Linked DNA regions of Homo sapiens: region 2 is linked to region 1. Evidence: read pairs that join two places in POLR2A ChIA-PET (ENCODE). Cell type or tissue: Panc1. All regions are shown on one strand.

The links. ChIA-PET counts read pairs that join two places held together with the same protein. Peaks named below come from ENCODE experiments on the same cell type or tissue, not always from the same donor. Only the 100,000 strongest peaks of a DNase experiment are listed, where the experiment ranks them.
Region 2: POLR2A ChIA-PET joins it to region 1 with 8 read pairs; 1 of 35 experiments calls an interaction of 5 or more read pairs at or near these places.

What each region holds. Positions count from the first base shown.
Region 1 is chr10:62,024,866-62,028,865 of GRCh38, forward strand. All of the region lies in intron 4 of ARID5B (AT-rich interaction domain 5B), which reads left to right. Among named protein-coding and RNA genes, the nearest start is that of ARID5B, 130 kb to the left of the region's middle. In Panc1, no CTCF peak of the experiment used is centred here; no DNase peak of the experiment used is centred here; H3K27ac peaks cover 1,138 bases.
Region 2 is chr10:61,702,609-61,706,608 of GRCh38, forward strand. The region is part of intron 5 of CABCOCO1 (ciliary associated calcium binding coiled-coil 1); the gene reads left to right. Among named protein-coding and RNA genes, the nearest start is that of CABCOCO1, 42 kb to the left of the region's middle. In Panc1, no CTCF peak of the experiment used is centred here; no DNase peak of the experiment used is centred here; H3K27ac peaks cover 1,268 bases.

The sequences.
Region 1 (4,000 bases):
CTCTGTACCAAAGACACTTAGGAATAGACAAGTATCTAAGAAAAGATAGCTACTTGATTACTACATATAAGTGCCCTACTGGAAGCAGTGCTATAAGTAAAAGTCTTGCAGGTTAAGTATAATTCGTTTTCGTAGAACATTATTTGTAGAAGCAATGTTTTAAAAGGTGGGGAGGGTAGGTTTCTCACCATGGACCTGATAGCCAGCTTTTAATTGGAATGGCCATAAACATTGTAATTAATCAACTATGTACTCAATTATAAAGTATATAATTGCATTCTGAACAGTAAAAAGCTTCCGAAAGTGTATATAAATCAACTAAACTGGGCAATACAGTAACTGATCACATAAAATTATATTTAATGAGATGTGTCATCTATCACAGTGTTTTCCACACAGTTCTTATCTTACATCTTTGTGATTCATTTGTGCTTTATTTTTATTGCAACAAATCTCACAGTAAAGAAACCTCTTTATCTTGGCCATAGAATTCAGTGACATTACTTTGGGCAGATTTATAATGGGTATCTTTAAAGAGAGTTTGGAGACGGGGAGATGTGGGGTCATTTCTAATTGGCTTTCTGGAAAGGTGATCTGGATGTGTCTGTCTGCCTTTACTTATTATAAATTTCCCTATCACAAGCTTGGCTATTTGTACTTAACTTGTGGTCATGCTACTATATCCACAGTTGGCATCTGTTGCCTGGAAATTAGCTAGATGACCTACGTTTGTGTGCTTCCTGCGATAGCTGCTAGGTGTTACAAAAGAGGTGTAATTAGAAAAACATGCTAAATACAAATCACTCTTGATCAAGTCACTGCATGTTGAGAAGTATAGGTATAACTTGTGACCATATCATAGCTCCTTTATTTATGTAGTTTCTTCACATTTTATGTGTACAATCAAGCATGCCTGCTGACCAAGGCCAGAGGTGGAGTGGAAGCGAAAAAAAAAAAAAAAAAAAGCTTATTTGCATTTTTAACTCTGGCAAATTGGAAAGATTTCCAAAATATTTTGATAAATATATTCCAAAATGGCTTTCACTGAGTGGAAGTTCAAAAGGTGTTCGTATCTGGTGAATACACACCAAAGACCTTGCAAATTCTGGCACATGCCTTGGGATGGATAATAAAGAAATAGCTGAGTAACTGCTACAGCTGTTAGCTGGCTTTCTAATAAGGTGGTGATACCACTCATTTACCACCCTCTTTCACTCTTTCAGTCGGGTTCAGATTCCAAGTGCCTTTTCCATGAGTGGAGTTAGATGCATGCTGAGTACTTATACCCAAGCCTTGTTGCAAGAAACACAACCATATGAAACAACTGACCAGGGCAGAACTGCCAAATGGAGTGAGCTGAAAACCTTCTCTTCCATCATCCTGAGAGCTCATGTGGTTATTTTGATCCCCCAGTTTCCTGTATTACCTATTAGCAGATATGTGTGGTGTGGGCAATGAGTGTGCTCATTTATTTATGTGTCCAACTGACATTTATTGATTACCAACTATGTAATTGTGTGTAGCCCCATGTGAGGATATAGGACTAGTACAATAAAGAACACAATCCAGTGCTAACCTTTGAGGCACTCACATTCTAGTGGTGGGGGACCCTTGACTTAAGCAATTGTAACAGTATTTAAGTACTCCAATAGAGCTAAATGAATCCTTCTTGTCAGATTCCGTAGATAAAGGAATACTTTTTTAAAAAAATTATATTTATTTCCTTGAATATTTTACTGGAACTAATGTAACTGACAGACTGGCAAGTTGTACAAGTGACTAATATATTAATCCCACTCTTCCCTTCTGCCTTGTGGGATCGTCAAGTTGAGTCAGGGCTTAAAAATGGAGCTTGATGAGATTTGCTCTAAATATGTTGACTAACACCACTTTAACCCCTAAACATCACATGCAAATTGATTATGTCTCTTTCACTCCTTTTAAAGACCCAAAGATGCACCTAGTTAATAACATGCTCTATGTCCTTAATAAAGAGCAGGCTAATTAAAAATTGTTTGCTGGCTGAAAATGAATAAATGAAGAGTCATATATTAAAATAGGCAACTTCAGCCTGCAGAAGGAGCCAAATAAAAGCTAGTGGGGAATGAAAGGAATATTTTGAGCCTTTTCCACCAAAGATGAAACATATGCATGACAAGTTGTATCACAGTGACAAGGTCCTGGGGTAAGAAGGCTCTTGACAGGACGGGCAGCCAGGGTTAGTTTCACCACCTCCATGATACAAAAGGAAACAGTCTTGTTTTCCTCTCTTTCTTCCTCCATCTCTCCTAGTCCTTCCTATCTGTCAAGCCCCATCTGGCCACAGCTCCACACCAGCCTCCTTGAATCTGTCCAACTCCTGGAGGCCTGCAACATGAAAAGTCTTCACTGTAGTGATGCATTAGCCTCACAGTATCTCCTTTTTTTTTTTTTTTTTTTTTTTTTTTTTTTTTTTTTTTTTGAGACTGAGTCTTGCTCTGTCGCTCAGGCTGGAGTGCAGTGGCACAATCTCGGCTCACTGCAAGCTCCATCTCTCGGGTTCAAGCGATTCTCCTGCCTCAGCCTCCCAAGTAGCTGGGACTGCAGGAGCCCACCACCATGCCTGGCTAATTTTTTTGTATTTTTTTGTAGTAGAGACGGGGTTTCACCATGTTAGCCAGGATCATCTCAATCTCCTGACCTGGTGATCTGCCCACTTCGGCCTCCCAAAGTGCTGGGATTACAGGTGTGAGCCATCGCCACCTCACAGTATCTCTTAAGAATAAAATGGTCCTTCCCTTGTGCTTTGTACAGCCGGGCAGTATGCACCTTTTTTAACTTCTTGCACTCGTTTCTTTCTCCCTTAAATATGAAACCCTGTGTATGTCCTTCCCAGAAAAGAAACCCCCTTATCATTGCCTCACCCCTCAGTCTGGCCAATTTCTCCTTCTATTCTGGAGATCTCACCTTAAACATCACTTCCTCAAAGAGGTCTTCCCTGACATTCCAGTGAGTTCAGCACCCTTGTGATGTTTCTTACTCTCACCCTTTCATAACACTGATCCAGCTCACCTTGCTGCATCTCTCTTTTCCATGCCAAAACCTCAGCTTTATGGGAGGAAGGAGAAAGGGCATCCTGGAAACGCCTTGTCCCTGGTGTGCATCTGCTTATCCTAGGTAGCCAGTGAATGTTGAAGGGATGGATGAGTTAACTCTAAGTCACAGAAAACACACTTGATTCTGCGTCCCTGGAAAACAAGAATCCTATCTCATATTTCTTTGGTTTTGGTCACAATGCTATTTGGTGCCCAAGAAATATTTATTGAAAATAATTCTTAGATCTGTTGTGATATTTATCTCAGCTAGGAATGAGAAGAGTTTCCTTTAATGATGTGGGGGATAGGGAGAAGAATGAACGAGCTTGGGCTTGTTTGCTTTCTTAGTTTGAAGCAGTTACGCAAGTACAAAAATACTAGTTTGTAGTATTGAGTGAGCAATCCTGTGTTAAGTGTGGGCCTGTTGTCACTGCATTCTGCTTTTCAGCCTCTCTCCTTCCAGGCCACTTTGTCTCAGGGAACAAAGTCTGTTCCCCTGTAGGGTATTGAGGCCCACTGCTTTGTAGAGGCAGGGGACGCAGCAACAAGAAGATGAACTCTGGATCTCAGTCTGCACTCATTGTCACTCACCACCTGTGTGCTCCTGGGCAATGACTCACCCTCTCTCAGCCTCAGTTTCCTCATTTCTAAATTGACAATCATGATACTACTCACTTCAAGGGGATATATTATATATATGAGGATTAAATGAAGTGCTGCACATAAAGCTCTTAGAAGGGGCTGGGCATGGTGACTCATGCCTGTAATCCTAGCACTTTGGGAGGACGAGGCGGATGGATCACTTAAGGTCAGGAGTTTGAGACCAGCCTGGCCAACATGGCGAAATCCTGTCTCTACTAAAAATACAAAAATTAGCCGTGCATGGTGGCGCATGCCTGTAATCCCAGCTACTTGGGAGGCTGAGG
Region 2 (4,000 bases), 320 kb before region 1:
TTTTTTTAAAAAAGAAGATTTTGATCACAGTTCTATAATATTGGGCCACATACCAATGTTTTCATAGTGTTCAAGTTGGCTTATGAGGCCACTCTTTAGGCTTGGTGAGTGTTTGACAGATGGCTGAGAATATACAAGCAGATATGCACTGTGCATGAAAGCATGCAAGTGAAGAGTCAATTAAGAAAGAATAAACATGCTTAGAAAGAGGCCACCTGATTGGTATTCTGACTACAGAATTGAGAAACTTTCTATGCAAATTATGCAGCTGCATCAGCACCATTGACATTATAGGAGTGAAGAGGAGAAAAAAAAAACAGGAAAAAAAAAACAACAACAGAGTTCTCTGTGGCAAAATAGTTTTGTGCCCGATCAAGGAAATAATATAAAGGGGGATGTGGTAGAGGGAAGTTACTTTTTCTTCTATTTGCCTGAACCACTAATGACCACAGCAGAAGTAGCAAGTTTAACTGATGAATATGGAGTTTCATAGCTCCCAGAGCACTGACTTTGGACTAAGAAGAATTTAGATGGGAGATGCAACCTACTTTCCCTTATTTCAAGATTTGCATGCCTGGTACATACAGTATCATATAAATGTACAAAGGCTTGTGAGGAGACACACACACACACACACACACACACACACACACACACACACTCTAAACAGCAGGAGCACCAAAGAGGTAGATCATCCATTATTCAAGGAATTTTTTTCGCCCCTATTCAATACACAGTAACTTAAATAATAAGGGACTTTCATATAAAAAGATAAAGTATTTTAGATGGGAAAAAAAGACATAATATAAGCTAACAAATGAACCCAGTTATTTTGCTTCATTTAAAGAGCGGAAATCTGACTTGAATGATCTTTTCCTCAATAATAAGCAAAATACATTAAATAAATATAACATACTAATATTCATGACCTGGAGCAACTCATGTTTCTTCTATGAAGACTTTTCTGACTTCTGTAGACCATGCTGAATCCTCCCTCCTGTAGACCACCATTGATGTGAACTAAGGCACTGTGCTTTTTGGTATCAGTTTATATGTAATCTGACTTTAGCTGGGCTGCCTTCAGGCCTGCCTCTACTTACTCTTTCTCTCTCTCTCACACACACACACACATATGCACGCACATAAACTCCTGCTGCCCCCTACACACAGTTGATTCCTAGGAGCTTGAGGGAAATGGTGACTTCTTACTACATATCTTTAGCTTTCTTTAAAAGCTCAGCCCAAAGATGATACATAGGGCATCACACAGAGACCTGGATAGTCTCCTAAGTTTTCTGTTGGTTTTAAAAATATGTGCAAAGGTCAGGCGCAGTGGCTCACGCCTGTAATCCCAGCACTTTGGGAGGCCAAGGTGGGCAGATAGAACACTTGAGGCCAGTAGTTCGAGACCAGCCTGGCCAACATGGTGAAACCCCCGTCTCTATTAAAAATACAAAAAAAAAAAATTAGCTGGGCGTGGTGGCAGGCACCTGCAATCCCAGCTACTCAGGAGGCTGAGTCAGGAGAATCGCTTGAACCTGGGAGGTGGAGGTTGCAGGGAGCCGAGATAGTGCCACTGCCTTCCAGCCTGGGTGACAGAGTGAAACCCTGTCTAAAAATATATATATATATGCCCAAATTCTTCCAAATATTCTAGAACTTAATTTCTTTCCCCTTGAAAGTGGGCTGGGCTTAGTGCCTTTCTTCTAGTGAATACAATATGGCAGAAATGGCAGAATACCACTTCTAAGATGAGGCTATAAAAAACCTGTGGCTTCCATCTCAGTTCCTCTCTTGATCTCTCTCTTGCACTGGTGATGCTGGTTGCTATGCTATAAGGACACTTGGCAGCATCTGGAGAGGCCCACAAGGCCAGAGCCTGAGGCCCACCTACAGATGCCTGAGTGAGCTTGGAAGTAGATCCTCCTCTAATTGATCCCTGAGATGAATGCAGGCCTGACTGACAGCTTGAGTGAAATATCATGAAAGACCCTGAGCAAGTACCACATAGCTAAACTGCGCTCAGATCCCTGACCCACAGAATTGTGTATTTCTAAGTATTTGCTGTTTTAAGCGCCCAGGCTTGGGGTAATTTGTTACATAGCAATAGATAACTAATACATTTCCCATTCATAACAGCAGCCGAAATCTCTCTCTTTTGCCCCATATTTCAATCATCCCCAAAATGCTTACTCCATTTTTTTTTTTTTCATTTTCTCCTCCCCTGTGTCTGGCTGCTTCTTGCACAACCCACTCTAGCCTCCTGTTGTTGCTCTTCAATCTCAGAAAAGCCCCCTTGGATTTCTGGTTAAAAAAAAAAACAAAACAGTTCTCCTCCATGAATGGCTTGTCTCCCAAACCATTGTACATAATAGGTGCTTAATAAATATCTGTTCATAGTATAAGCAAACTTCAAATTCTTTTGACTTGTGCAAACAAAATTTATTCATTTGAAAAATATTTTCTTAACAATTGAGACTAAAGTTATGGAGAGAGGTGCTTCAGTGTTTGAAGCTAAGTCTTTTGTGAGCAAGACTTGCTACTGATAACTCTAAAACCTTATCTGGTACCTGAGCGAGACAGACATTGGACTCCCTGTACTCTTTGGCTTCTGGAACAGGAAGAAGCATACATTTTAATTTCACATGATCAAAGCTACTGTACAGTTAAAGCTCAGCAAGTACTTTCCACTCAGGAACAATTCTGGGTTGAAGATCATTGTCTTCTAAATGCATTTCCAGGTCAGTGTCTGTTGCAACCTGATTATCAAGGTATTTATTGAACAAATGCAGTATGCCTACCAGCATTCCCAGTACTCTGGAGACTTTCTGTCAGTCAGTAAGTTCCTGTACACATATTACTTTTATTGCTATCATGTGACACTGGCTAGTAAAACAAACACAGTTTCAAAATGCTCAGAGCCTAGCAAGAGAAACAGACATTAATTTAGTAAACCCACAGGCACATAATTACAAACCAAGTACTATAAAGGAAAAATAGAGGTTACCCTAAAGAGGTATATTAGAGAGCTTCTTATAATCAGTGGATCAAGGAAGGCTCCTGTGAGTTAGTTATCTTTGTGAAGAGATCTAGGCATAACATGTTAACTAGGCAAACATGTAGTGCAAAGGGAAGTGGAGTTAGTTGAGCATTTACTGTATGCTAGGCACTAAGCACTTTAAATATTACACACACATAATCTTCACAACAACCATAGAGGGTGAGCACCTCTTCAACCATACTTTTAAAACATGAAATCTATTACTAATGTCCACAAGCTTAACCACTGTCCGAAGCTTCCTCTGCAGACTTGAGTTAATCCTTAAAAGTATCAAAGACAACCATGAATGAAAGAGACTGTCTAGATTATTTTTCAGTTAAGCAGCATGTGATATTGATTATCTACAGAAGTTTCAACAATTAAAACCCAAACAAAATAGAACACAGTTTGAATTATTACCTTCCAAACATGCACTCTAAAAGAATAAAGGATGATATAAATAATAGTGTAACGAAGTTACTTTATTCTTTTACAACCCTTTCCATTTCTTTATACTTTCTACCCAAGAACCCCATGATGTTCTTTTTATGTAATAAATACTGCTAACCAAATATATATGTTTCAGTTTATGTGCAGTTTATGAAAACGAACACCATACCGTGTATTAAATTACAGCCGAAATTGAGAAAAGAGAAGGGAACGCAGTTCATTATTCTTTGTTAAATAATGAATGTTTTTGAAATAATATGATCATTAAATGCAAATGAGCATAACTCTGATATAAATGTAAATTTTTCAAAACTTGAAATGTTCCTTAAGATAAACTCTTTGGCTGAATTCTGAATATTTAATTGTTCCGCTTTCACAAAATGAATGCAGTCACCTATTCAACATAATTAGTTATCTAGGGAAAAACAATTATAATTGAACATAGCTGCTTCCCAAATGCGTTTTAAATAACATAAACAGTCCTATGTTAAATATTTGGCCCGCTGCTTG